2 separate regions of the Homo sapiens genome follow, and region 1 is linked to region 2. A link is an interaction called in ENCODE POLR2A ChIA-PET data of the cell type or tissue named here. Cell type or tissue: GM12878. All regions are shown on one strand. Links, peaks and the distances in the headings refer to the core of each region. The heading gives the core; the rest is flanking DNA. Region 1 has its middle 110 kb from the start of GCFC2. Region 2 holds the start of RTKN (rhotekin).

Region 1 (15,534 bases), core at 4,896-8,895, 1.4 Mb after region 2:
ATGTTGGTCAGGCTGGTCCCGAACTCCTGAACTCAGGTGATCCACCTGCCTCGGCCTCCCAAAGTGCTGGGATTACAGGCATAAGCCACCGCATCCAGCCCCTATCTATCTATCTATCATCATCATCTGTCATCTATTTATCTATCATCCATCCATCCATCCGTCCGTCCATCCATCCATCCATCCATCCATCCATCCATCCATCCATCCATCTATCCATCCATCTGTAACAGTTAGTATTGGGTAGATTATGCTGTGGTAACCAATAACTCTAATATCATAGTGGATTTAAGCAGCAGAAGTTTATTTTTTGGCTAAAATCAAGTTAACTTCAGATTTTTTGATGGGGAGGGCTCTGTTCATGTTGTCCTCACTCACAGATCCAGGTTGTTGGAAGCTCCACCACCTGAGTACTGATGGATATTGCCCTGGAAGGCTCTGATATGGAAATAACGCATGTCTCCTTCACTCACAACTCACTGCTAGACTAGTCAAATGGCCACATCTAACTCTAAGGGGCAGGAAAGTGCTGTCCTATGCCTCGAGGGGGGTGAAATGGAAATGCTAGTGAGCAACATTAGTCAATTTCTTGTCTCCTCCTCCTCGCTTTCCTCCTTCTTTTTTTTCTTTGTCTTTACCTACTCTTCAGAATTTAATCTATCTTATAATTTAATAAAGTACAGACTTAAAAACAAATAAATCTCTTCTTGTAAAACATGTGACAAGTAGGTAAAAGTAGGTTTTTCCTTGTCATCAGGTAGTCAAATGCCTAGGAAGCTAACTTTCTTTGTATAAATGCTTTCAAAGGTAAAGATAAAAACAGACAAGCAAAGCCATGTATCCCACCAGCAATATAAAACCAGAACATGTGATAACCAGTTGTATTAGCTTTGCATGGCTTGCTGCAACGAATTGTCTCCACCTCGGTGGACTATAACAACACATATTGATTCTCTCAAGTTCTGGAGGTCAGAGATTAAAATTAGCATTCAAGGTGTTTTCAGGCAGAGGTTTACTTGTTAGCTTATGGAGGAGAACCTATTTTTTGCCTTTTCCAGCTTTTACAGTATCATCCCTTGCATTCTTTGGCTCATGGCCCCTTCCTCCCTCTTTAAAGCTGGCAGTGTAACATTTTCAAATCTCTCTTCTTCTTTGTCATATCACTGTCTCCCCTTCTGATTCTACAATAAAATAGCCCTCTGTCTTCCTCTTATAAAGACATTTGAGATTTCATTTAGGTCCCACTTTGATAACCCAGAATCCTCTCCACATCTTAAGGTCCTTAACTTAGTCATATCTGCAGAGTCATTTTTTTTTTCCGTGTAAGATAACATCCACAGGTTCTAGGGAATAGGAACTGGATTTTCTTAGAGGCTATTACTCAAGCCTACCACACTAGTAATATGAACAATAGCAACACTAAATCTCTGATTTTTGAGACAACGATTAAGAATATTATTTGTCAATCAATCCTAGTACCTAATTTTAACAGGAGATATCAGAGCAGAATGTACTAGAAGAGAAATGGGATCCAAAATAGTACACCCCAAAATAGTCTAATAATTAGTAATTATAGACCATTTCTTTTGCTGCTTTTACATATTTTTTAATGCTGATTTGAAATTTGCTGCACTCAGAGATTACATTTTATATTCAGAATCTCAATGCATTTTGTTTTATAAATATAGTGACTGGATTTGCTGCATTTAGCAGAAAATTCATTGCTTATACTTCCAAAATGAAACCCGTTGGAAACATTTTGTACATATGGGGCTATGAATTATGATTTTCCCCTTACAAGATATTTTCAAGTCAGAAAAGCAAAATTATTGCTTTCTTTCTCCCCCTGCTCCTTTGGGAAGGGAGCAGTGAATCTTACCTTTTGGCAGGTCAGAAACTCTCTCTTTTACTCAAGCAAGCTTATGCAGACACCTAAAATTAAATACTAGATTCTCACAAATGTCACACACCTCTAAAGAAGATGGAACCTAAATTGAATATTAATGAGTAATGAAAGCTGAAAACAAAATTGCCTGTTGGAAATGTGCTTATGAGTTATGAGAATAACATGTAAGTTTCCTCTTTCTACTTCATTTTGAAAATAGCTGTCCACAATGTGGTTAAGTGAGCCCTGGGATCCTGATATATTTTTCCAGGATGACTGCAGACTCTTGAGCAAATAATTTGTCCCATATTGCTGAATTCCTAAGAAATAAAATTGCTCACCCTAAAAAGAGCCTTTTCAGGACTCCAGGGTAATTTCTGCCTGGTGTGTTCAGTGCCTTTTACCCCCATCTTTTGGCTATTAGACTCTTACTGAGTTAATGCAATAATTCCTTGGCACTTTTCTCTTGCAGCTGCGGACAGGGTGAACTTTTTCTTGGGCCTGTGGTGCCTAGCTGTCAGATGGACTGTAACTACATTCACATTTTTATTCATTAAAAAAACCAAAGTAGGAATACTTCTATGTCTCCTGTGGCTTCTGTTGAATCTTTGAGGTGATATGAATCTGATCTTATCAAAATTAATGGCTTATGGTCATTCACACTATTATGGTTAATGGGGTTGAGCATGCATTATCCCCTGCAGAAATAGTGCTTATTTGGGACTTATAGTACAGCACAGTCTGGGAGTATGGTCAACCGAGTCTCTGGCCACTTTGTACTGTACGAATTTGAAATACATAGCAAATGATAGTTTGCAAAATGAATATTCAAGTATTAGTTTCAGGTTGCTACTCAAGCAGGTTGTGCTAAAAGAGAGCAATAATATTTAAGAATATGTTAAAAAATGTATCAGTGTTAATGAAACAAAAGCCATACTTTGCATTCTGTAATGAAAGGGAAAATGTATTTTCTTTCAGTATAGGCTCTGGCAACAGTGGCAGTGTGGTTATTTCAGCCTATGGCTCCTCTCACTTCTACCATTCCACCTCCCTGACCAACCTTCCAGAAGGGCAGAAAGGGCTAATACACTAGATTTAACTTTGTTTGCTTTCATCTCCTTCCATTTATCCATTTCTCTCAAATAGCCAGGAGGGCCATAGAGTTTTCTCATTAAGGCTGGCAATGTTCAGCCCCAGACTGGGGCAGGATAAAGGATGGATCCTGGGGCAAGCATTAAAAAAGGTCTCCCTTTAGTGTGAGGGACAAAAGTGGAACTAGAAGCAAGTTAGGGTCACATGTGATACTGATATTGCAGAAAATATCAAAGTGGGTCAATGCCATGGATTGAATGTTTGTGTCCACCTTTCCTCCAAAGTCAGATGTTGAAATTCTAACCCCCAGTGTGATGCTATTACAAGATGGGGCCTTTGGGAAGTGATTAGGTTGTGAGGGTGGAGCCCTCATGAATGGAATTAGTCCCCTTATAAAAGGGACCCTAGAGAACACTGTCACCCTCTTTTCTCCATGTGAGGATGCATTGAGAGGTCAGCAGTCTGCAACCTGGAGGAGAGTTCTCACCAGAACCTCATTGTGATGGCACCCTGATTTTGGATCTCCAGCCTCCCAAACTGTGAGAAATAAATTTCTGTTATTTGTAAGCCATCCAGTCTATAGCATTTTGTTATAGCAGCCTGAACTAAGACAGTCAAGAACCAGGAAAATAAGAGACAAAACATGGGCATTGGCTCAGGTATAGCGGAGTCCTTATGAATTCATAAGACTGCTCTCTGCTGTATTTGGGGTCATTTTGGTGGCCAAGGTCACATCTCTACCATCAATTGGCATCAGTATGGGGGAACCACCCATATGATTCAAATCATCTCCCACTGGGTCCCTCCCACAACATGTGGGAATTTGAGAGTACAATTCAAGATGAGATTTGGGTGGGGACACAGAGACAAACCATATCATTCTGCCCCGGCCCCTCCAAATCTCATGTCCTCACATTTCAAAACCAATCATGCCTTCCCAACAGTCCCTACAAGTCTTAACTCATTTCAGCATTAACCCAAAAGTCCACAGTCCAAGGTGTCATCCGAGACAAGGCAAGTCCCTTTGGCCTATGAGCCTGTAAAATCAAAAGCAAGCTAGTTACTTCCTAGATACAGTGGGGGTATAGGTATGGGGTAAATACAGTCATTCCAAATGGGAGAAATTGGCCAAAACAAAGGGGTTACAGGGCTCATGCAAGTCCGAAATTCAGCAGAGAAGTCAAAATTAAAATGATCTCCTTTGACTCCATGTCTCACATCCAGGTCGCTCATGCAAGAGGGGGGTTCCCATGGTCTTGGGGAGCTCTGCCCCTGTGGCTTTGCAGGGTATAGCCCCGCTCCTGGCTGCTTTCACAGGCTGGCACTGAGTGTCTGCGGCTTTTCCAGGCACACAGTGCAAGATGTTGGTGGATCTACCATTCTGGGGTCTGGGGGACAGTGACCCTTTTCTCATAGCTCCACTAGGCAGTGCCCCAGTAGGGACTCTGTGTGGGGCTCTGACCCCACATTTCCCTTCTGCACTGCCCTAGCAGAGGTTCTCCATGAGGGCCCTGCCCCTGCAGCAAACTTTTGCCTGGGCATCCAGGCGTTTCCATATATCTTCTGAAATCTAGGAGGAGGTCCTCAAACCCCTATTCTTGACTTCTGTGCACCTGCAGGCTCAACATCACACATAAACTGCCAAGGTTTGGGGGTTGGACCCTCTGAAACCATGGGCTGAGCTGTACCTTGGCCCCTTTTAGCAATGGCTGGAGCAGCTGGGATACAGGGCACCTAGTCCCTAGGCTGTACACAGCATGGGGACTCTGGGCCCGGCCCACAGAACCATTTTTCCCTCCTAGGCTCTGGGGTCTGTAATGGGAGGGACTGCCATGAAGACCTATCACATGCCCTGGAGACATTTTCCCCATTGTCTTGGGGATAAACATTCAGCTCTTTGTTACTTATGCAAATTTCTGCAGCCAGCTTGAATTTCTCCTCAAAAAATGGGTTTTTCTTTTCTGTGGCATTGTCAGGCTGCAAATTTCTGAACTTTTATTCTGTGTTTCCCTTTTAAAACAGAATGCTTTTAACAGCACCCAAGTCACCTTTTGAATACTTTGTTGCTTAGAAATTTCTTCTGCCAGATACCCTAAATCATCTCTCTTAAGTTCAAAGTTCCACAAATCTCTAGGGCAGGGGCAAAACGCCACCAGTCTCCTTGCTAGAACGTAACAAGAGTCACCTTTGCTCCAGTTCCCAACAAGTTCCTTATCTCCATCTGAGACCGCTTCAGCCTGGACCTTATTGTTCATATCATTATCAGCACTTTTGTCAAAGCCACTCAGCAAGCTTCTAGGAGGTTTCAAACTTTCCCACATTTTCCCGTCTTCTTCTGAGCCCTCCAAACTGTTCCAACATCTGACTGATACCCAGTTCCAAAGTTGCTTCCACATTTTCAGGTATCTTTTCATCAACACCCCACCCTACTGGTACCAATTTACTGTATTAGTTCATTTTCACGCTGCTGATAAATACATACCTGAGACTGGGGAGAAAAAGAGGTTTAATTGGACTCACAGTTTCACATGGCTGAGGAGGCCCCAGAATCATGTGGGAAGTGAAAGGTATGGCAGCAGCAACATAAAATGGGGAAGATGCAAAAGCAGAAACCCCTGATAAAACCATCAGATCTCGTGAGACTTATTCACAACCATGAGAACAGTATGGGGGAAACTGCCCCCATGATTCACATTATCTCCCACCAGGTTTCTCCCACAACACGTGGGAATTATGGGAATACAATTCACGATGAGATTTGGGTAGAGACACAGAGACAAACCATATCAGCATCTAACATCAATCACTAGTAAGTGTTTACCTAATTATCCATCCATCATCTATTCATTCATTCATTCATAAACATGTTCCAAATAATTTAGTGTTGGCTTTTATTGGAGTCTCTAGCCTTCTTGCGTGCCTCCTCTACAGCCAGACCTTATTTCAAATTAATGTGGAAGGGTGCATGTCAGGAGCATTTATTGAGTATAGGTGTTGGGGAGTCTTGGTTTTTCACAAGGCCAGTACGCTAAAAAGAGGCTGAGATGCTAAGATATCTTTTTTTATTTTGAGACGGAGTTTCACTCTTGTTGCCCAGGCTGGAGTGCAATGGCACATGATCTTGGCTCACTGCAACCTCCGGGTTCAAGTGATTCTCCTGCCTCAGCCTCCTGAGTAGCTGGGATTACAGGCATGTGCCACCATGCCCGGCTAATTTTGTATTTTTAGTAGAGGGTTTCTCCATGTTGGTCAGGCTGGTCTCAAACTCCTGACCTCAGCTGATCTGCCCGCCTTGGCCTCCCAAAGTGCTGGGATTACAGGTGTGAGCCACTGTGCCTGGCCAAGGCTGAGATATCTTTATACTTGGATAGAGTCATCCACTCCAAGAAAGCCTGGACCCTGACACAGGCACTTCTTTTTTTCTTCTTTTCTATATTTGCTTTTTCTCACTATGGGACACTAAGATCTAGAGGGCTCAGTTTAGGCTGTGGGTTTTAGGGGGAAGAGAAAAGCAATCCCATGGGCCAATCATTTGCCCAGGAAGGTAGAATCAGCCATACAGCCTCACCTAGCTCACCAGGGGGCTTACCTTAGTTTGTGGGTGGCCTGGAGCTCTGTGTACCTCTTTTTCAGAGACGCTTTCGTGGATGGCTATGGAAGGGTAGGGCAAGATTTTCTATTCAAGTCCAGGTTTCTAAGCTGTAGCTCTGACAGTTCTCCTTAGGACAGAGATGGCAGACTCATATGTAAGGCAGGATATGAAATCTTGGACTGGGAATGGTAAGAGGTTTTTCCAAATAGAGGTTGGATGCTACAGTGGGAAGAATAACAAGAGGAGTTTTTTTTTTTTTTTTTTTTTTTTTTGGTGGTGGAATAGGGAGGCACCCAGTTACCAGACCAGCTCATAAAGAGAGGTAGTAAGGAGAGAAGTTCTGGTAAAGCAAGTCCTCAACCCAGAAAACCAGCAGGTTAGGCTAGGCCTCAGGAACAACCGACAAAACAAAGAAAGGGCAATTCGTTTTTTCAAAAGAAAAAGGAGTATTCTCGAGAAAGGAGCAATTAAGGGAAGTGCAGTGAAGCATCCAGAGAGGTATGATTTTAGTTTGAACTGGTCACAGACTTGGGTTATTACTTGAAGGAGAGTTTTAACCACTTTATTTGCAAATAGTGCATATTGGTAGAATAGAAGAGGAACCCCTTTTCTTACCAGACATAAGTTCAGAATCTGGTATTTATTCTGATGGGGTTGATGAAATTAAATGTTATACAGTTGTTTGTCATAGCTTTTAATGGTTAAAAAAAATTTGTCTTCACTATAGTCCTTGAAAAGACATAAGGAAATTAAAATTTAACAGCCTGAAAAATTAAGATTTAATACCCCTGCAATGTATCGTCTCCTTAAAATATTTTAGATGGTCTTCTTATCCAGTTGTAAAATGATACATATTCATTAAAAATATTAAAATACAGAGAAATACACAGAGTAAAAATAAAATCACCTGGAGGGGAAGTATCAAAACGGCAGACTGGAAGCAGCTCATGAAGAGGAAACGAAAGGGCTGGTGAACACTGACCCTGCAGGCTGATCATCTGAAAAACCTGTTGGGATCCATCGAGGCAGCAGGGGAACACAAAGAGCAGACAGGAGTGAGGCTGGGCCCTTGTGGAGCCAGGAGAATCTCTCCAACATGGGAAAGGGGAGTTGAGTGAGAGCCCCCGAAGGACTCATGTTCTCCAAAGGGACCTGTGCAAAACTGGGAATGGGATCATACTCCTGGCCCCCCAACATCTTCCCACTATGCTTCTAGTGGCAGAGAGCCACCTAGATGTTCTGCGAGGGCAACTCTGGAGTCCAAGGGGACCTCTATAAGCCTTGGGCCCTGAAACAGATCAACAGTGGCACCATAGCCCTAGTAGAGGCCATAGTTGCTGTTCCTAGAAGCAATAAGATTGCTCTACTCATTCTTGCCAGATGGGGCTTGGCACCAGCTCGTGATGCAATGGTCCTGCTTTGGCCCAAACTTGGCTGGCCACTCCACTCACCCCTGCCACTGGTAACCAGGTGGGCAACACTTACTGGAGCCTCCAACCCAGTAGCCCTTCTTTTGTGCGACCTCAGCAGAAAGGCGTAGCCTCATGATATCTTAGAAACAGGTGAACAGCAGGGTGCATGACCCTATCCACCCCCACCACTGATAGCCAGAAGGGCAACACCTCCTAGAGCTGCTGGCTCAGTGGCTCTGCTTCTGTGTGAATTCAGCCAGTGGGCACAGCCTCATGTTTTCCCAAGAAGTGCACAGACAGAGATCCCACCCACTGCTGTCACTGATAGCCAGGTAGGAAACAACTGCTAGAGCTTCTGGCCCAGTGGCCCTGCTTCTGTGGGAACTCAGCTGGAAGGTGTAGCTTCATGTTTTCCCAGGAAACACCCAGATGGCAGGGTATGTGACACCCCCACACCCCCACCACTTGCAGCCAGGAGAGCAATGCGTGCTAGAGTTTCTAGCCCAGGGGTCCTGGTTCTATGGAAACTCCGCCAGTGGGCACAGCCTCCTGTCATCCAAGGAAGCACTTGATGGCAGGGTGGGCATCTCTACCCACTCCCACCACTGGTAGCTAGATGAGCCACACCTGTTAGAGCTTCTGGCTCAGCAGCACTACTTCTGCCAGAATTTGCTAAAAGGCACAGCCTCCTGTTGCTCTGGAAAGACCTGGAGGGCAGAGCAGGCAACTCCACCCACCTCCACCTTCCAAAGCCAGATGAATCACAGCCGCTAAAGTTTCCAACCCAGTGGTTGAGTTTCTGCATAAACTCTGAGGCAGGCACAACCCTGTGTTTCCCCAGGAAGCACACGACCTGACAAGGATGTGATTTGTCTGCCAACTGTGGCCCCTGCTTGAGGGAGCTGCATGAACCAGAATACCCAACAAAATACCCATGGGGACAGAGAAGTAATCAGAGGGGGCTCCTCCAAGACCCAGGAGTGGACTAGAATCAAAGCCAGTTAATTGAATTGACCTTATACCATAACCAAACCCCCAAGGGCACCAAAGAAAAAAAAGCAAAAAAGAAAAATTGCATCTAAAGGACAGCAACTTCAAGCTTTGAAGGAAGATGAGCCCACACAAATGGGAATGAATCAGCATAAGAACTCTGGCAATGCAAAAAGCCAGAGTGCCTTCTTCCCTCCAAATGACTGCACTTGTTACCAAGAAAGGGTTCTTAACCAGGTTGAGATGGCTGAAATGACAGAACTAGTATTCAGAATATGGATAGCAATGAAAATCATCAAGATTCAGGAGAATGTTGAAACCCAATCCAAGGAAGCTTAGAATCACAATAAAATAACACAGGAGCTGATAGAACAAAATAACCATTATATATATATATATTATATATATATGTATATAAATATATATATTTTATATACGTATATAAAAATGTATATTTACATATATAAAATAAATATTTTATATACGTATATAAAATATATATTTATTTTATATACGTATATAAAATATTTATTTTATATATGTATATAAAATATTTATTTTATATACATGTATATTAAATATATATTTATATATGTATATAAAAATATATATTATATACATGTATATAAAATATATATTATATATGTATATAAAAATATATATGTATATAAAATATATATATTATATAGATATATAAAATATATATTATATAGATATATAAAATATATATATTATATAGATATATAAAATATATATATTATATAGATATATAAAATATATATATTATATAGATATATAAAATATATATATTATATAGATATATAAAATATATATATTATATAGATATATAAAATATATCTATATAATATATATGTAAAATATATATAAAAAACTGATTTGATAGAGCTAAAAACATACAAAAAGAATTGCGTAATGCAATCCCAAGTGTTAACAGCAGAATAGACCAAGCTGAGGAAAGAATCTCAGAGCTTAAAGACTGGATCTCTGAAATAACTCAGTCAGACAAAAAATAAAGAAAAAAGTATATAAAAAGAATGAACAAAACCTCCATGAAATATGGGATTATGTAAAGAGACTAAATCTTTGACTCACTGGTATCCCTGAAAGGGACAGAGAGAAAACAAGCAATCTGGAAAACGTATTTCAAGATATCATCCATGAAAATTTCCCCAAGCTAGCCAGAGAGGTCAACAGTCAAATCTAGGAAATGCAGAGAATCCCTGCAAGATATTTCACAAGAAGACCATTTCCAAGAAACATAATCAGATTCTCCAAGGTTGAAATGAAAGAAAATGTTAAAGGCTGCTAGAGAAGAGGGGCAGATCACCTACAAAGGGAGCCCTGTCAGGCTAACAGTGGGCCTTTCAGCAGAAAACCTACAAGCCAGAATAGATTGGGAACCTATATTCAGCATTTTTTAAAAAAAATTTCAACCAAGAGTTTCACATCCAGCCAGACTAAGTTTCATAGGTGAAGGAGAAATAAGATCCTTTTCAGACAAGCAAATGCTGAGGGAATTCATTACCACCAGACCTGCCTTACAAGAGGTCCTGAAAGGAGCACTACGTAAGGAAAGGAAAGATCATTACCAGCCACTATAGTAACACACCTAAGTATATAGATCAGTGATACTATAAAGCAACCACAAGAACAAGTCAGCATAGTAACCAGCTAACTACATGATGATAGAATCAAATTTGCTCACATCAATACTAACCTTGAATGTAAATGGGCTTGAACACCCCAAGTAAAAGGCACAGAGGGGCAAGTTGGATAAAGAAGCAAGACCTAATGGTATGCTGTCTTCAAGAGACCCATCTCATGTGCCATGACATCCATAGGCTCAGAATAAAGACATGGAGAAAAATCTACCAAGCAAATGGAAAACAGAAAAATGCAGAGGCTGCAATCCTAATTTCAGGCAAAATGGACTTTAAGTTGACAAAGATCAAAGAAGATAAGGAAGAGCATTATATAATGGTAAAGGGTTCAATTCAATAAGAAGACTTAACTATCCTAAATATATATGCGGCCAACACAGCAGCACTCAGATTCAAAAAGTATGCTTTTAGAGATCTACAAAGACTTAGTCTCCCACATAAAAATAGTGGGAACATTCAACATTCTATTGACAGTATTACACAGATCATGGAGTCAGAAAATTAACAAAGATATTCAGTACCTGAACTCAACACTTAGCCAAATGGACCCTCTCCACCCCAAAACAACAGAATATACATTTGTCTTATTGCCACATAGACCCTACTCCAATCAGAGTATGAAACACCCAATCAGATATGAAACAACATTCAGCAAATTCAAGAAAACTGAAATTATATCAACCACACTCTTGGACCATAGCACAATAAAAATAGAAATCAAGACTAAGAAAATCACTCAAAATCATACAATTACATGAAAATTAAACAACCTCCTCCTGAATGACTTTTGGGTAAACAATGAAATTAAGACAGAAATCAAGAAATACTTTGAAACTAATGAAAATAAAGATACAACATACCAGAATCTCTGAGAAATAACTAAGGGAGTGTTAAGAGGCAAGCTTATGGCCCACATCAAAAAGTTAGGAAGATCTCAAATGAACAACCTAATATCACAACTAGAAGAACTAGAGAAGCAAAAGCAAAGAAACCCCAAAGCTAGCAAAAGAGAATAAATAACCAAAATCAGAGCTTAACTGAAGGAAATTGAGTCACAAAAAACCATGCAAAAGCTCAATGAATCCAAGAGTTAGTTATTTTAAAGAATCAATAAGATAGATAGATCACTAGCTAGGCTAATACAGAAAAAAGAGAATCCAAATAAACACATCTGGAAATGACAAAGGGGACATCACCACTGACACTGCAGAAATACAAAAAACCTCAGAGACTATTATGAACACCTCTATGCTCACAAACTAGAAGTTCTAGAAGAAATGAATAAATTCCTGGATGCATACAACCTCCCAAGACTGAACCAGGAAGAAATTGAATCCCTGAACAGACCAATAATAAGATACAAAAGTAATAAAAAGCCCACAACCCCCCAAAAGCCTAGGACTGGATGGATTCACAGTTGAAATTTACCAGATGTATAAAGACGACTCCTTCCCAACTCATTCTGTGAGGCCAACATCATCCTGATTCCAAAACCTGGCAGAAACAACACAACAAACCAAAACTTCAGGCCAATACCCTTGACAAACATAGATGCAAATATCCTCAAGAAAATACTAGCAAACTGAATTCAGCAGGACATCAAAAAGCTAATCCATCATGATCCAGTAGGCTTTATCCTTGCAATGCAAGGTTGGTTTAACATACACAAACCAGTAAACGTGATTCATCACATGAACAGTACTAAAAATAAAAGCCACTTTATTATCTCAGTAGACGTAGAAAAGGCTTTTGATAAAATTCAATATCCCTGTATGTTAAAAACCCTTAGTAAACTAGGCACTGAAGGAATAAATATCAAAATAATGAGCCATTTATGACAAAACCACAGCTAACATCAGATTGAATGGGCAAAAGCTGGAAGCATTTCCCTTGAAAACCAGCACAAGACAGGGATGCCTGCTCTCACCATTCATAGTTAACATAGTATTGGAAGTTCTGGCAAGAGCAATCAGACAAGAGAAAGAAATAAAAGACATCCAAATAAGAAGAGAGGAAGTCAAATTATCCCTGTTTTCTGAGGACATGATTCTATTTCTAGAAAACCCGGTAGTCCTTGGCCGAAAGCTCCTGATCTGATAACAACTTTAGCAAAGTTTCGGGATACAAAATCAATGTACAAAAATCAGTAGCATTTCTATATACCAACAACATCCAAGCCGAGAGCCAAATCAGGAATGCAATTTCATTCACAGTTGGCAAAAAAAGAATAAAATACCTAGATATATAGCCCATTAAGGATTTGAAAGACCTCTACAATGAGAATTACGAAATACTACTCAGAGACATCAGCGATGACACAAACAAATAGAAAACATTTTATGCTTATGGATGGGAAGAATGAATATCATTAAAATGACTATACTGCCCAAAGCAATTTATAGATTCAATGCTATTTCTATCAAACTGCCAATGATATTCCTTACATAATTAGATAAAAAATTTAAAAATTCATACGAAACTAGAAAGATCCCAAATAGCCAAGGCACTCCTGAGCGAAAAGAACAAAGTTGGAGGCATCACATTATCCTAATTCAAACTATACTACAGGGTTATAGTAAACAAAAACAGCATGGTACTGGTACAATAACAGAAACATAGACCAGTGGGACAGAATAGAGAGCCCAGAAGGAAGGCTGCACACCTACAACCATCTCATATTTGACAAAGTTGACAAACACAAGCAATGGAGACAGGACTCTTTATTCAATAAATGGTGCTGGGATAACTGGCTAGCCGTAGGCAGAAGACTGAAACTGGACCCCTACCTAACACAACATACAAAAATCAACTCAAGATAGATCAAATACTTAAATGTAAGCTCTAAAACTATATAAATGTAAGCTCTAAAACTATATAAATGTAAGCTCTAAAACTATAAAAATGTAAGCTCTAAAACTATAAAAATCCTGGAAGATAACCCAGGAAACATCCTTCTGGACATAGGACTTGGCAAAGATTTCATGATAAAGACACCAAAGGCAGTTGCAACAAAAGCAAAAATTCACAAGTGGGACCTAATTAAACTAAAGAGCTTCTGCACAGCAAAAGAAACTATCAATAGAGTAAACAATCTACAGAATAGGAGAAAATACATGCAAACTATGCATCTGACAAAGGTCTAATGTGCAGCATCTATAAGGAACTTCAACAGATTTACAAGAAAGGAAAAACACACTAAAAAATGAACAAAGGAAAGGAACAGACAATTTGCAAAAGAAGACATACATGCGGCCGCAATTATGTGAAAAAACCCCTCAACATCACTGATCATTAGAGAAATGCAAATTAAAATCACAATGGGATATAATCTCACACCAGGGCTCTTAAAAAACAAAACAAAACAAAGCAAAACCAAAAAATCAGATGCTGGAGAGATTGCAGAGAAAAAGGAACAGTTATACACTGCTGATGGAAATATAAATTAGTTCAGCCACTGTGGAAAGCAGTGTGGTGATTCCTCAAAGAACTTAAAACAGAATTACCATTTGACCCAGCAATCCCATTATAGGGTATATACCCAATGGACCATATGAATCATTCTGCCATAAAGACACATGCATGCATATGTTCACTGCAGCACTATTCACAAGCAGAAAGACATGGAATAAACCTAAATGCCCATCAATGTTAGACTGGATAAAGAAAATGTGGTACATGTACACCATGGAGTACTATCAGTCATAAAAAGAATGAGATCATGTCCTTTGCAGCAACATGGATAGAGCTAGATACCATTATCCTAAGCTAAGACAAGAACAGAAAACCAAATACTGCATGTTCTCACTTATAAGTGGGAGCTAAACAGCAAGAGCACACGGATACTAGGAGGGGAACAACAGATACTGGGGTCTACTTGAGGGTGGAGGGTGAAAGGAAGCAGAGAAGCAGAAAAAATACCTATCAGGTACTATGCTTATTCCCTGGGTAACAAACTTATCTGTACACCAAACCCCCATTACAAGCAATTTACCTATATAACAAAACTGTGCATATGCCCCTGAACCTAAAATGAAAGTTAAAAAATGAAATAAAATCACCTGCCTACAGACAATCCTATTGGTATTTTAGAGTATATTCTTTCAATAATTTCACTGTCCATTAATATACACACACATTTTGGAAAAATAAGATTACCCTATTATTATTATTTCTGTAAACTGCTCTTTTCACTAATGCACGGCAAAATTTTTTTCAAAGCCGTTAAGTATTCTTTTCAATATAATTTATACTCATTCAGTTTATCTAAGTAATTTATTTAATCAATCTCCTATTGTTAATAAGTTATCTCTTTCTCCAGTTTTTTTATTTTTTATCATTATTAGCAGTGGTTTAATGCACCTCATTTGATCAATTTCCAAATATTTAATGAGCGTTTAGTATATGTCAAGCCTCATACATGGCTGAATACAAACAGACTTGGTTCCTAACCTTAGGCAAGTTAGTGTAGTGGGAGATACAAATTATAAACAAGTAAATCAACAGGCTTAGGTATTTTGTGGTTGCCCCAAGGAGAACAGGATTAACCCCTACCTAAATTAGTCATGATGGTGAGACTGATGATGCTGCATGCACCAAGAAGGTATGAATAGGTTTATTACTCACATCATGAGGCTCTCCCGAGAGAGCAGGGCAGGTGTAAATTAATCCAGATGGCTTAAGCGAAGTGGAAAAAGTGGACTGGGCCATTATAGTGGCCGTAGGGTGGGGCCTTGTGAGGTTTGGACTGCTGCTAGCAGCAAGGATTGGGCAGACAGGAAAGTGGAACAGGGATTCAAAAGCTGTCAACAGTTTTACATCAAAAAAGGTGTCAGCAGGCCGGGCGCGGTGGCTCAAGCCTGCAATCCCGGCACTTTGGGAGGC
Region 2 (15,534 bases), core at 4,918-8,917:
TTTTTGAGACGGAGTCTCGCTCTGTTGCCCAAGCTGGAGTGCAGTGGTACGATCTCAGTTCACTGCAAGCTCCACCTCCTGGGGTTCATGCCATTCTCCTGCCTCAGCCTCCCAAGTAGCTGGGACTACAGGCGCCCGCCACCACATCCGGCTAATTGTTTTTTTGTATTTTTAGTAGAGACGGGGTTTCACAGTGTTAACCGGGATGGTCTCGATCTCCTGACCTTGTGATCCGCCCACCTCGGCCTCCCAAAGTGCTGGGATTACAGGCGTGAGCCACCGCGCCCGGCCTCATTGTGGCATTGTTTTAAACACCAAAATTAAAACCCCTTCAGTAGGACATTGGTTAAATAAGTAACAGTACATCTGTACCCTGTAGTATTGCAGACATTAAGGAAAGAGATATGCACATGTATGCAGATATGAAACAATCTCCAAAATAAATGATGTGAGAAAAGAAGGGTAGTATTGCACATACTACCATTTGTGCATGATATATATATATGTATGCATGCATATATATACATAGATATAGATATGCATGTTTATGCATAAAATATTAGTGATTGTAGGCCTGGGAGCCAGGGATGGAAAACATTTATGATACTTTTTTTTTTTTGAGACCGAGTCTCACTCTGTCACCCAAGCTGGAGTACAGTGGCGCGATCTCAGCTCACTGCAACTTCCACCTTCCAGGTTCAAGTGATTCTTGTGCCTCAGCCTCCTGAGTAGCTGAGATTACAGGCATGTGCCACCACGCCCGAGTAAGTTTTGTATTCTTTTTTTTTTTTTTTTTTGAGACCGAGTCTTACTCTGTTGCCCAGGCTGGAGTGAAGTGGCATGATCTCGGCTCACTGCAAACTCCGCCTCCCAGGTTCAAGCAATTCTTCTGCCTAGCCTCCGGAGTAGCTGGGATTACAGGTGTGAGCCACCACACCCAGCTAATTTTTGTATTTTTAGTAGAGACGGGGTTGCACCATGTTGGCCAGGCTGGTCTCAAACTCCCGACCTCAGGTGATCCACCCGCCTTGGCCTCCCAAAGTGCTGGGATTGCAGGTGTGAGACACCATGCCTGGCCTAACTTTTGTATTCTTAGTAGAGACAGGGTTTCGCCATGTTGGCCAGACTAGTCTCGAACTCCTGGCCTCAAGTGATCCTCCCACCTCGGCCTCCCAAAGTGCGGGATTACAGGCTTGAGCCACTGCGCCCAGCCTAATGATACTTTATATATACCCTTTGTACTACTGGAAATTGTATTTCCTTTAAAAAATATTAGATCTTTGGAGTTTAAAAAAAAATGATCAGGCCCTACCTAAGATTTGCAGAATAAGAATCTCTAGGAGTGGGGCATATGTACTTTTGGAAAACTCCCCAAGTGATTCTGAGGTACACCCAGGTTGAGAACCACCAACTCATGGGAATGGACAGAAGGAAAGGCAAATGAGAGTTATCCCTCAGACTCAAGTGATGCCAGGGACATCTAGTTGGCAAGGGATCAGTGGACAAGGAGCATACCACCTACAGTGTTCACTGACGCTGCACAGAAACCTATACACCCCAAATTAAGAGAATCACCACCTACCGGCCCTCTGAGCTTGGGAGATGAGGTCAGAGGCAAGGAATGGGGATGGGAAGGTAGGTGGTCCAGGAATGAGGGACTGTGGATAAGGGCCAGCTGAGAGGCCCTGGAAGAGACACCAGGATTCTCAGGAACATTCATTTAGAAAGGAGCCCTGGAGGTCCTGCTTCTTAAAAAGCAATGGGCAATTTGCTCAACCTCCCTAAGCCTCAGTTTCCCCATCTGTAAATCAGGAATGGAAATAGTCCTAGGGCTGTGAGAATTCTGTGAGGCAGGAACTTAAAGCACTTAGCACAGTGCCCAGCATGTGGTATACATTAATGGCAGGGATGCTTATTTTAATGACGCTATACTTTGGTGGTAGCAGCATTTACTCAGTCAACACTGGAGCATCCCTGTACTGTCCAAGGTTGTACATTTAAAATCCAGCTGGGAGGTGAGAGATGATGACTTTAATGGCTGCTCCATAAGTGCCATGTCATGGCACAACCATGCTCACAAGAAACAGCCTCTGTTTGCTTCTGGCTGAGGTGATCAAGGAAAGCTTCAGAGAGGAGTTGGAAGACTAACTCTATCACAGTGTACAGATTGGTTCAGGAGACAAGTCGAGCCATCCATTTGAAACAGGGGAACTAATGTGACCACTCCAAACCTGTCTTTTTCCTCACACCAGCTCTCCTCCATACACTGTGCCCTTGCATCTGTCCCTAGTGGCTCCAGCCTTCAAGTCTCTCAGACCCGAACACCCTAAATTCCCTCTTCTAAAAAGCCTTGTCCTGCCTGCCTACAGATGCTTCCTTGGCTATTTTCTGGGCCACTGTGCTAGGCCGGACTTTTATCACCTTCCCCCATCACCATCCACCCGTTTTCCTTCTGTAATAAGCCAACCCTTTCCCAAAGCCCCTCACCAGGAAGCCCTTTCAGACTACATAGGTCCTCCCAGTCTAGTTTTGTCTGCACCAGGGTTCTGCGCTGCCCGACAACCCCCACCCCAGTCTGCACCCAGCTTCAGCCACAAACATCCCAAATGGGTGAGCCTGGCAGGAGGGGGACACGGAGGTGTCCTCAACCCCCATCTTGGCTAGTCTCATCCCAGTCCCAGCACTCACGGATCCTTCCCCAGCCCGCTCCATTGCGAGAGGCGCGCAGAGGCGCGCGAGGTCCAGAGAGCTGCACTGGCCTGGGGAGCCGGCTGGGTCCGAGGGCCGCGGGAAATCGGAGGAGCCAGGGCGCCAGCATAGCTGCACCGCCTCCAGCTGCAGCGCTCAGGACGCCGGTGACATCAGCTCCCAATTGCCGCGAGAGCAACTGAGGGGTACCAGGGCGCTGGAGGTCCCTCCGGGCACCTGGCTGGGCTTGGCTCAAGGCGGTGCCTCCACCGAGACTCCATCGCGGCGGGACCGGACCTCCAGGAGTGCGCCCGCGCCGCCCTGGAAAAGGCTCCTGGCCTTCACGACGTGCTCCAGCTCCGGGAGGCCCCTCCCGCGTAGCGTTTGCCCTCCAAGGTGACCCCTTGCCTGAGAGTATGGAGGGCGAATAGTGTATAAATTGGGAGAGCTGGGGCCCTAGGGAGGTCACTGGGCCCAGCATGGATGAGTGGGACCACGAGTCCAGACACCTCCTCTATTTCCCTACTGATCTCCAGCCCCAAATCCACTCTCCCAAGGCCCAAGGCCGGGAGCGCCCTAGGAAACTGGCTCCCACCCTTTCAGGCAGAGGAACTGGGAATCCTGGCTCAGGATCTGGACCCTTGTGCTTCTAGCGTTTCCCCAACCCAGGGATAGTTCCTTGTTGCCCCCTCCCCACCCAAACACACCCTCTCCCCAAGCGGGCAGCATTTCCCCTGGGAAAGAGCGCAGAGCTGGGTGTCAGCTGGACCCGGGTCAGATCCCAAGGGGCTAGAGGATGAGTCATGGGCCCCACACACATTAGGCCCCCTGTTGATATCCCTTCCACCCCTCCCACTCTCTTAAGTCTCTGACTTCCTGCTCTGCTTCTCACTACCCTTTTTTCCCTTCAGAATCTCCACCAGGGCTAAGTACAAATCCTGGTTTAGGGACTTGACAAGCCCACAGAATTTGACCCCTGGAACCTGAGTTTGTAAAATGGGGAGTATTCCACCTCCTTCGTAGCATTGTTTGAGAATTATATGGGAAAGTCTCATCTCTACCTGGGCCTAGCACATATTTTAAAATAAGCCCCCTTTACTTGCAACTTGAGTCACTTCCTCCAGAAAGTCTTCTTGGATTTACTCTTCCACGACTATCTCTTTTGCCATTCCCTGAAACATCAATGGGTCTCTCTTTTGAGGACCTGCTGAACTTGGTTGAGAAAGAACACAGCACCCTCAGCCACTCTCCTAAAGGAGAGTGACCAAAGTGAAACTAAGCATCTCCTCTGCCCCAGAACTTGAACAGGCCTTCCACAGAGAAAATTTACATTTTTTGGAGGAGGGTAGGATGCAGAATTTAAACATTTACATACCTAGACCAGCTCTGTCCAATAAAACCTTCTGCGGTGATGGAAATGTTCAGTAGCCATCTAGCACTTGAAATATGGCTACAGCAACTAAGGAATTAATGTTTTGTTTTATTTTAATGAACTAAAAGTAAGATTTAAATAGCCATATGTAACTGATGTGGACAGTGCAGAGGACTATGAATGGCAAATAGGTTTTATCTCATGCACTGATGGAGGATAATTAGGTAGAGTCCCAACGAGTTCACTGGACACCTTTCCACAAATTAGAAAAAGCTGACCCTCTCCAGGCAAACAAATTAGATAAACGTGCTCCCTCCTGATGCCGCTGAAACCAGACCAGGACTCTCACCTCTGGCTGGCACCTGTGTGAAGGACACAACCTGCACAGTTTATGCCAAGACGGTCCTGAGAAAGATTCTGAGGCCAGGTCTGGGCTCGTTGATAAAGAGTGCCAAAATTGACCAGTAACATCTACTATGATCCAGGGAGTGGGGGCAGGGCTTGAGGGGGGACAGCACATACAATATCCTGCCATTCCTGATCTAGACTCTTTGCAGTCCTGCCTCTGACCTCTCAGCAGCAGCCCCTGCCTGGTCCAGGCAGTCACTTCCACAACTTCCTCCATCTTCCCCATCTCCGTAAACAGCCACACCACCCAGTTGCTTAGCCACATACCTGGGAATCATCCTGGAGTTCTCTTTCTTTGCCCTCCCATCCAATCCATCAGCAAATCCTGTCAGACCTACCACCACCATTTGAAATCTACTCCCTTTCTCCACCATGAGCATTTTAATTCACACCACCAGGTTCACTCCCACCTGAAGTGGGAGTGAAACAGCCTCCCACCTGGTGGACATTTGCGAACTCTCTTGCCAACCCTCCACCCCCAACCCTACCCTCAACTTCCCACCAGCCTATTCTCCATAGCAGCCATCATTTAAAAACATGGCATGAGTCATTCCCTTGCTTAAAACCCTTCCATGGCCCAACATCACACTTAAGGTGAAATCCAGGTGCCTTATCATGGCCTTCAAGGCCCTGCATGATCTGGCCCCTGCCCATCAGCTCCACCCCAACTACTATATTCCAGCCACACTGGCTCTCTCTTTCCCACAAATATATTACCCTCATCCTCATATCAGGGCCTTTGCCCTTCCTCCAGTCTTCACATATCTCCAAATCCTCCTGGGCTTAGCTCAAAGATCTCCCAACAGAGGCTTCCCCTGACCTCCACATCTAACATTGCCTCCCTCATCTGATTTTCATTACATCCCCATTTTCATCATAATTTCTTTATGTGATATTATTTATGTGTTCGTATGTATATTTCTGTTCTCCCACTACAATGGAACTTTCTTGTCTTATTCACTGAGGTATCCTATGGTCGAAAAGAGCTTGGCAGATAGTACATAAAATTTACATGTGTTTAATAATACATAGCGCAAGGTGCAGTGGCTCACGCCTGTAATCTCGGCATTTTGGGAGGTCGAGGTAGGGAGATCACTTGAGCCAGGACCAGCCTGGGCAATATAGTGAGACCTCGTCTCTGTAAAGAATTGAAAAAAACAAATACACGAATAAACAGCACCTTGCTGTCTCAAGGGCCAGCAGAATCCTTACTCATAGCCCAGAGTCCTTCTCTTCTCTAGCAAGGCTACATCCTTTCTGTAAACCTCTCTCACATTGAACTCCTCTCTTCTTCCCATGCCTAAAAGGAACCCTTGTCCCCAGAACAGACATTTACACTCACCCACAGAGCTTCCTGAAATAGGTGTAAAGACCCTGCTGCAAACATAAGACTATGATGGGCAGAACTGAGCCTGGGTCCACACACTGCACCCAACACAAGGCATAGGGAACCACCTGTCCCTCTTCCCACTTTAAGCAGGCCTGGCTCTCCCCACCATGCTGTAGCAGGAATGGGCAGGGCAGAGATTGGGGCTGGGATGCAAGTGAAGGAGGTGTGTACTCCAAGGGTCGGGGGATTACCTCCAGGCTGAGTGCCATCTGCCGAATGTAGAGCATATTCAGGTCCTCCAGGATGTGCAATCTGTCCTGCATCTCTGTGCCCCCCGGTGCCCTTTCCCTTGTCAACCCCTCCAGAGGGGGGACAGATAGGTACCACACTGTCCCACAGTTCCTCCTCCCACTGTTCCCTCAGTCTTTAAAGAGGTGGCCAGCTCTTGGGCAGAGGGCAGAAGCTGCCCTTATCCCTCTGCACTCCTGTTAAACCCCTCTGGCTGCTGTGACAAATTTTCCTCGCCCACTGCTGCTCCGGGGCCCTGCCGGGAGCCAGGCAGGGAAGAAAAAGAAAGCGAAGTGAGGATAAGTGGGGTCCCAGGAGGAAAGGCCAGCTGCAGAGGGGGCTCTAGGCACAGAGTGTCCAGTCTCGCTTTGGTGGCAGCTGTTCTCCCAGCTGTGGAAGAAAAAGGCCCTTTCATTCCGACTCTGGCCGCTCCCCAGCCCCCGCCCACATCCCTGGCCTGGTGGACAGGGAATCTGTGTGCGGAGAGGGCAGTGAGGGGCAGGCACAACTGGAAGGGGGCAGGGAAACGACGCCTCATGCAGGTTCTAGAGTCATGGGGTTTGCAGGAGGTTGGAGCTTCCCGAGAGGGGTTCCAGCTTAGTTTGAGAAAGTTGGGAAAAAGAGCCACACAGGTGAGGACCTCAGGGGAGAGTGAGCCCAGGGAATGGGACAAAGGGGTGAGTTGGCAAAGCAGCCCAGCCCTAGGGCCACCCCTTCCAACTCAGGGCCCCCATCCAGCCCGCTCCACCCTGGGCTCACAATTACCTCGCTTTTCCAGAGAAGGGAGGAGAGGGAGAGAGGAAGGCAGGGGTGTGCCTGTCTGCTGCTGTCCCCGCTCCCTTCTGCAGGCCCCTTCCCTTCCAGACAGGAAACCAGCCCCGATTCCGAGCCAGCTGCAGCCTAGCGCCCCCGCCTCCACGCCAGGCCCACGGAGTCACACTTCACTCGGCGGCCGCCAGGCCCTGCGGCTCCGCCCCAGCTCCTCCGAGCTGTCCCCGAAGGCCGGGCTAATCCCAGGGGCGGCCCCAGCTCACAGGCCCCTCCCCCTGGTCCCGGGCCTCGCCCCTTACTCCCCCACGCTGGCCCCACGCGGGTTCCTCGGGCCCAGTCGCTTGGGGGCAAGGGGACGCGACAAAGGCCCCCTCTCCCCAGGTCCACTAGCTTCTGAGTCAGAGAAGGCCCGGGACGCCGGGACAAGGGTGTGAAAGAGCCTCTTTGTTCTGGGCAGGCTGGAGGGAAAGGGCAGAAGCCAGGCCTGGAATCCCAGCCGGGAGGTAGAGGGGGCGGAAGGAAGGCCCACCTCACTTAACCCTTTCCAGACCCGGAAGGGAAGGCTTGGAACTGGGCTCTCCTTGGGCGAGTGTGAGTCTGACCTTGGGGACAGAAGAGTCTTCGGGGTAGCTATTCGCCCTCTCAGTCCCCGCTCAACCACACACCTTCAGCCCCGCCCTAGCCCTTAGGGCGTTACAGGTGGGGATCCAACAGGTTAACGCGTGGACGGCGGACGGGGGAAACGCTCAGCCTAGGGGCTGGACTCCTCTTAGGCCCCAGAAAAGGAGGCGGAAATTTTGCGTGTGGGAAGTAACCCCAAGGAGTTAAAAGCCCTGCAGGGGCATAGAGGAGCCTTTGAATTGGGCTTCGGGGAAGCGAGCGGCCCCGGCCTAAAGTCGGGGTTGATGACAGAGGCTGGCCCAGATGGCTGCGACAGGTTGTGGGATGGGGCTGGCGACTGGGGAACAAGCGGGAGCCCAGGCCAAGAGTCCGAGCGCTTGGGGCCCGCCTAGCTGCCCACCGCCCTTGGCCCGGGGATGCCCAAGACATTTTGGGGTTCAGGCACATTTTAGGAGTCGAGCTGGGGCCCTACAAATTGAGACCAACCCGGGCTTTTTCCAGGCTCAGGCAGATAATCCTAACCAGGCCGCGGAATGGGCAGCATGGATCCGATGAAAATGCAGACCGTCCACACCTTACTTTTTAAGTCAACAACTCCGTCGGGTTTGTACCCAGACCGTGCGTCTCCGCCCCTCGGCGTGCACGCGGGCGAGGGAAGGAGGCCGAGGTGGCTGGGGCTGCCCCCGGGAGCCGCGGAAGGGGAAGGCAGGGACGCGAGTCTCTCACCTCGGGCAGGTCGCTGAAGAGGCTGAGTCGGAAGCGGCCGCGTTTGAACTCCATCTCCAGGGCGGAGCCCCTGGCCACGGTGACCCGGCTCCGGTGGTTTCGGGAGAACATGCTGGCGGCCCTGCGACTTTGCCTGCTCAGTGCGCTCCCCGCGCCGCCCGGCTTAGCCTCCTCTCCTCGGCTTCTGTCTCTCGACGCTCGTCCGCCAGTCCGGCCGGGAATCTCCCGCTGCGGGGCTCCAAACCCCGCCCCCGGAGACGACACCTGGGCCGGGCAGGGCGCGGCAACCTCCTCTTCCACCCCCGCCAAAGGCCCAGCCCGTCCGGCCAGTCCCTGGGCGCCAAGCCGACCTGGCCCGACGGCCCCGGAGCCCCCAGGGGCGCACTGCACCTCGCGAGCACTGTGGGAGCGCGTTCTCCCTGCCCGCGCGGGTCGCGAGCGCCTACCTGGACTTGGGACGGACCGAGAAGCCCTGCCCCGCCAGCCGCCCCAACCTGGCAAGCCTGGCTTCCCGGGCGCTGAAAACCCCGTGGCTCAGGGATCGCCGCGTAGCACGCTCTGGCTCTACTCGGGCCCTGGGACCTTGCCCAGTTTCAATCCCGGCAGCCTCCGAAGAGACCATTTCAACATCCCACAGTCCCAAATGTTCCTTCTTCGTCCCCCTCCCCACCTAGGCTCCTCTGCGAGGCTATCCGCCTAAGCCTAGTGGCCACAACTGATGGGGCGGTGCTTAAACACGTCGTGAAACCCCAGCTCTGTCACTAACTAACCGTGCAATCATTAACTTGGTCCAGTCACTGGCCTTTCTGAGCTTCAGTTTTCTCATTTGTTCAGTGGGAATACTGTAATTATCTCCACTCCTCAAGTTGCTATGAGGATTACCTATAAGAATGAGGGTAAAATGCCCAGCATAGTGCCTGGCACAAGGCAAGTGCCCCATATTTGCAGTCATAAAGAGCAGCTGCGCGCGGTGGCTCACGCCTGTAATCGCAGCACTTTGGGAGGCCTAGGAGGGTGGATCACCTGAGGTTGGGAGTTCGAGACCAGCCTGACCAACATGGAGAAACCCCATCTCTACTAAAAATACAAAATTTAGCCGGCCATGGTGGCACATGCCGGTAATCCCAACTACTTGAGAGGCTGAGGCAGGAGAATCGCTTAAACCCGGGAAGCAGAGGTTGTGGTGAGCTGAGACCCCACCATTGCACTCCACCCTTGGAAACAAGAGCGAAACTACGTCTAAAAAAAAGATGGCTGGGTGCAGTGGCTCAAGCCTGTAATCCTAGCACTTTGGGAGGCCAAGGGGGACTGATCGCTCTTGAGCTCAGGAGTTGGAGACCAGCCTGGGCAACATGAAACCCTGTCTCAACAAAACACACACACACACGCACACACACACACAAATTGGCCTGGCATGGTGGTGCACACCTGTAGTCCCAGCTACTCGGGAGGCTAAGGTGGGAGGATTGCTTGAGCCCGAAAGTTCAAGTCCAGCCTGGGCAACATAGTGGGACCCCATCTCTTAAAAAGCATTACAAATATGTATAATTTTTTATTTTTATTTATTTATTTATTTATTTATTTTAATTTTTTTTTTTTAAGACAGAGTCTCACTCTGTCACCCAGGCTGGAGTGCAATGGCATGATCTCGACTCACTGCAACCTCTGCCTCCTGGGTTCAATCGATTCTCCTGCCTCAGCCTCCGGAGTAGCTGGGATTACAGGCGTCTGCCACCATATCTGGCTAATTTTTGTATTTTTAGTAGAGATGGGGTTACACCATGTTGGTAAGGCTGGTCTCAAACTCTTGACCTCAGGCGATACACCCGCCTTGGTCTCCCAAAGTGCTGGGATTTCAGGCGTGGCCCACGCCTGGCCAATATTATCTATCTATAGATAGATATAGATATAGATAGATATAGATATAGATATAGATATAGATATAGATATAGATATAGATATAGATATAGATATAGATAGATATAGATATAATCAGCTGCTTTGCTGGATGGCTGGACTTGCCCGGCTGGACTTACCACTCCCTGCTTCCATAAAAACAGGGTTCCCGCTAGGCGCGGTGGCTCACGCCTGTAATCCCAGCACTTTGGGAGACCAAGGGGGGCAGATCACGAGGTCAGGAGATCGAAACCATCCTGGCTAACACGGTGAAAACCCGTCTCTACTAAATATACAAAAAAATTAGCCGGGCATGGTGGCGGGCGCCTGTAGTCCCAGCTACTCAGGAGGCTGAGGCAGGAGAATGCCCTGAACCTGGGAGGCGGAGCTTGCACTGAGCCGAGATCGTGCCACTGCACTCCAGCCTGGGCGACAGAGCGAGACTCTGTCTCAAACAAACAAACAAACAAACAAAAAACAGGGTTCCCTTCTTGCCCCCTCTGGGGAAAGCCCAGTGGAAGAGAAGGAAATGGCAAAGGATTAACTTGCTGATCACACATAAACAGATCTCCTGAAGGCTTCAGAACACAGAACTTGAGAAAGGGTGAGACTCCTACATGGCAGGCTGGCTGGACCCAGAGACATACCAGTCTTGAGCTCTTAGAGAGTCCAGATTAGAAATGTTTTGCTATGGCAAATCATTTCAACATTCTTTTGGAAAAGCTGACTGAAAAGTACTAAAGCAAAAGGGGAAATGCATCGGCTCCTGGAACTGAGCCAATACAAACAAATGAGCCAGGGGTCAAGCTTTAGATGTGGCTTAACCCACTCATTGAGTGTCAGGAATATCCAGTCTCTTCCCATCACTTGGCTCTACTTTCCTCCACGTTGGCTTCACTCTCCACAGTGTAACGAAATTGCTGCCCAAAATTCTGGGTCTATATCTTTTCAGGCTTAAATTCAGCTGAAAAGAGAGCATCTGTTTCCTGAGGCTCCTACACGTCTGGGATTCGCTGTGAGACATTTGTGATCATTCATCCATCCCAAACCAATCATTGGAGTCAGACGGTGGCCAGATCTGAACCAATTGCTGTGGCTAAGGAGGTTCTAGGTGCCAGCTGGCCAGGCTTGGGGTCACTTGCCCACTCCTGGAGACTAACCAGAACCCAGTGAACTGGGAGGGAGAAGGTGGGGGAGGGTTGTTCCCCAAAGAATGTTCCAACCACTACCACCAGAAGGTGAGAGAATGGAAAATGAACAGGAAAAACAACCAACATCCTCCACACACAAAATTTTATATGGAGAAGGGAGTTCTTCTGGTCAGTAGGAAAGGCAGATCAAAAGATTTATAAAGTCCATGGCATCTGAGATTAACCACAAAAGACGTGTGAGGGGAAAGAAAGGGAAAGATATTGTTCCTTAATTTATTCAAATATTCATCATCACTCCTCTGAACTGTAAGCCTTCTAGGGAGGGGCAGTCTGTCTTATCCCCAGTGCCTGGGACATAGCAAGTGATCAATAAACATCAGTTGAAGTAAATAAAAGAGAAGCAAACAGATTTGAGAGTCCTTGACTGAGATGTGCCATCCTGTTGGACTAAGATAGTTCATTTCAAATGTTTGTTTTTAAGCAACAGAACCTTTTTTTTTTAATGAAATCTTACCTGAAATGTGTGAAATCAAATCAGAGCTGCTATGATGGGAGCAGGTGCTAGAGCCTCATGCCTTGTCTACCCACAGGTGCTCAGCTGCTCCCTGCTCCCCCAGTGAACACAAGCTCTGTGGACGGGTTTGAAAACCCCTGGCCTGAGACCCAGGAAGGAGGCAGAGGAATGGAGGATCTTCAAAAAGGAGGTTGAGCTCAAATCCTGCCTGAGAGTTTGTACTCAATGTGGCTGAAGATTTTTGGGAAGGAGGGACATGATCAGGATTATATTATATTATATTATATATATATATTTATATAATATATATCACTCTGTTACCCAGCTAGAGCAAAGTGGTGCCATGATAATACACTGCAGCCTTGAACTCCTGGGCTCAAGCAATCCTCCTGTCTCAGCCTCCTGAGTAGCTAGGACTAAAGGCGTGCACCACCATGCGAGGCTAATTTTTAAATTTTTTTGTAGAGACAGCATCGTACAGGCTAGTCTTGAACTCCTGGCCTTAAGTGATCCTCCTGCCTCAGCCTCCCAAAGTTCTGGGATTACAGGCGTGACCACTGTTCCTCCTCCCAGAATTAACTTTAGAGATCGTAATTTGGCAGCCTTTTCCATTAGTCAGTTGGAGGAGTTGTGACTGGAGTCAGGGAAGCCAACTAACACTGCACTCAACTGAGGGAGGAGAGATAAGGGTCAAAATTTCTATGGATTTATGTATGTATGTATGCATGCATTTATTTTTATTTTTATTTTTATTTTTGAGATGGAGTCTAGCTCTATCACCCAGGCTGGAGTGCAGTGGCGCAATCTCGGCTCACTGCAACCTCTGCCTCCCAGGTTCATGCGATTCTCCTGCCTCCGCCTCCTGAGTAGCTGGGATTACAGGCGCCCACCACCACGCCTGGCTAATTTTTGTATTTTTAGTACAGATGGGGTTTCACCATGTTGTTCAATCTGGTCTCGAACTCCTGACCTCGTGATCTGCCCGCCTCAGCCTCCCAAAGTGCTAGGATTACAGGCATGAGCCACCGCGCCAGGCCAGACTTATTTTTTAAATTAAATTTCATTTGAAAAATATTTGAAAGTACGTGTACAGTTTTCTAAACACTATAAATGCCACTGTTTTTTAAATAATGTAAATAATGAAAAAAATGAATAAAAGTATGCCTTCCCCACCCTCAATTATTCCACTTCCAGAAGAAAACACTGAGACAGTTTGGTGCATTCAAGTGCTGAAGCTCACACCAGCGGTTCGTGTTGATGACTTTTCTGGAATTGGGCATGCCAGTTGCTAAACATTGCCTTAATTAAAAATTAAATTACGGGCTGGGCACAGCGGCTCACGCCTGCAATCCCAGCACTTTGGGAGGCCAAGGCGGGTGGATCACGAGGTCAGGAGTTTGACACCAGCCTGACCAACATAGTGAAACTCTGTCTCTACCAAAAATACAAAAATCAGCTGGGCGCTACTTAGGAGGCTGAGGCAGGAGAATTGCTTGAACCCGGGAGGCAGAGGTTACAGTGGGCCGAGATCAGGTCACTGCACTCCAGCCTGGGGGACAAAGCGAGTCTCCGTTTCAAAACAAAACAAAATTAAATTAAGGCTGGGCATGGTGGCTTACACCTGTAATCCCAGCAGTTTGGGAGGCTGAGGCAGTGGATCACCTGAGGTCAGGAGTTCAAGACCAGCCTGGCCAACATGGTGAAACCCTGTCTCTACTAAAAATACAAAATTAGCCGGTGTGGTGGCACATGCCTGTAATCCCAGCTACTCGGGAGGCTGAGGCAGAAGAATCTCTTGAACCCGGGAGGCAGAGGTTGCAGTGAGCCGAGATCTCACCATTGCACTCTAGCCTGGGCAACAAGAGTGAAACACTATCTCCAAAAAAAAAAATTAAATTAAATTACATAAACATATAACTAAATCAATTTTATTAAAGCAAAGGTGACAAATATTCAAAACTCATCACTTCCTAATTATTTTACTGCATTTTACGACGACGTCTTGAGTAGTTTACATCTTTAGTATCTGTATGGAGGGAATGCTATATAAATGACATGACAATGCACATCTCTTTCCAACTCTGTATTCAGTGATGTCTCATTTGAAATTGGCCATGGTGGGAGTCCTTACACAACAGAAATAGGTGAACATAACAAATCCAGCCTGGTTTTTTTCCCCCCTGGGGAGCTTTTGTTAAACATTTACCAACATGCCACTGGTTTGGTGCACAGTCTTCCCAACTTTATCTTTTTGTTTATGTCTGTATCTATATCTCCCCAGCTATGAAGTAGATATGTGGGAAAGGGGCTGTGGGTCACCTAGGGTTCAAATCATCTTCTATTTCTGCACAGTTCCCTACTGTGGACAGTATTGACAGAATGAGCTCTAGCCCCTTTATGGCAGTTGGAGAACATTTATCCTTCTTCCCACTTTTTCACAGCCTAAAGGTAGGCACTTGGCCTAACCCAACTAACTGGAATGTTCCCAACTGGACTTTGAATATTGAGGGAGTGCAGACAAGACCCAGCCAGAGTTCATGATATACACTCACTGTACCTGCAGTACCTGAGAAGGGGGTAGTGGTGCCAGCAGAAAATCCTCATCAGCATGTTCAAGCCGCCTGACTTCAGTGTGGCCTTGGCATAACCTCAGCCATAAGTTTGTGCTGCCTGGCCTCCTTTGAGTCTCGCTTCTTATCCAGTGAAAGTATGAGATGAGCCCCAAAACATTTTATCCAGGGAAATAAAAATATTTTATCCAGGGAAATTTGAGTCTCACTTCTTTCCAGGGAAAGTACAAGATTAGCCACCTAGCATGGTGGCTCACGCCTGTAATCCCAACACTTTGGGAGGCTGAGGCAGGTGGATCACTTGAGGCCAGGAGTTCAAGACCAGTCTGGCTAACATGGTGAAACCCCGTCTTTACTAAAAATACAAAAAAAATAGCCAGGTGTGGTGGCAGGCACCTCTGATCCCAGCTACTTGGGAGGCTGAGGCAGGAGAATTGCTTGAACCCAGGAGGTGGAGGTTGCAGTGAGCCGAGATCATGCCATTATACTCGAGCCTGGGTGACAGAGTGAGACTGTGTCTCAAAAAAAAAAAGAAAAAAAGGCTGGGAGGGGTGACTCATGCCTGTAATCCCAGCACTTTGAGAGGCCGAGGCGGGTGGATCATGAGGTCAAGAGATTGAGACCATCCTAGCCAACATAGTGAAACCCCGTCTCTACTAAAAATCTGAAAATTAGCTGGGTATGGTGGTGCATGCCTGTAGTCCCAGCTACTCAGGAGGCTGAGGCAGGAGAATCGCTTGAACCTGGGAGGTGGAGGTTGCAGTGAGCCAGGATTATTGCGCCACTGCGCTCCAGCCTGGCAACAGAGCGAGATTCCATCTCAGAAAAAAAAATTTTTTTTAATTAGTTGGGCAGGGTGGCACATCCCTGTAATCCCAGCTACTCAGGAGGCTGAGGTGGGAGGATCACTTGAGGCCAGCAGCTCAAGGTTGCAGGGAGCTATGATTGGACCACTGCAACAGAGCAAGACTCTGTCCCCCTCTAAAAATTGAGCATCATAATAAGTAATGACAGCAATGGGTTACAACCCACTGATTAAAACTGGAATCCATGCTGAAACAAATAAATATATCTGTAAATAAATATGAGGAGAAGAGAAAGCTCTTACAGTAGAATGCTAACTAATACGTGTAACTGCAATAATGGGAATAGATCACCATTTGGCAATTATTATACTGGAGTTGATTCATACAGTAGTC

What was found. Peaks named below come from ENCODE experiments on the same cell type or tissue, not always from the same donor. Only the 100,000 strongest peaks of a DNase experiment are listed, where the experiment ranks them.
Region 1: POLR2A ChIA-PET joins it to region 2 with 10 read pairs; 1 of 35 experiments calls an interaction of 5 or more read pairs at or near these places.

Annotation. Positions count from the first base shown.
Region 1 is chr2:75,813,801-75,829,334 of GRCh38, forward strand. No RefSeq gene overlaps it. Among named protein-coding and RNA genes, the nearest start is that of GCFC2, 110 kb to the left of the region's middle. In GM12878, for the core only: no CTCF peak of the experiment used is centred there; a DNase peak (open chromatin) is centred at 7,041; H3K27ac peaks cover 253 bases.
Region 2 is chr2:74,433,502-74,449,035 of GRCh38, forward strand. It overlaps RTKN (rhotekin), which reads right to left and starts at 8,436. Exons shown (of 12, transcript NM_001015055.2): 1 at 8,205-8,436. The coding sequence starts at 8,315. RefSeq lists enhancers at 3,073-3,752, 5,887-6,624 and silencers at 7,052-7,361, 8,077-8,136, 8,447-8,526. In GM12878, for the core only: a CTCF peak has its summit at 7,003; a DNase peak (open chromatin) is centred at 7,074; H3K4me3 peaks cover 1,194 bases; H3K27ac peaks cover 281 bases.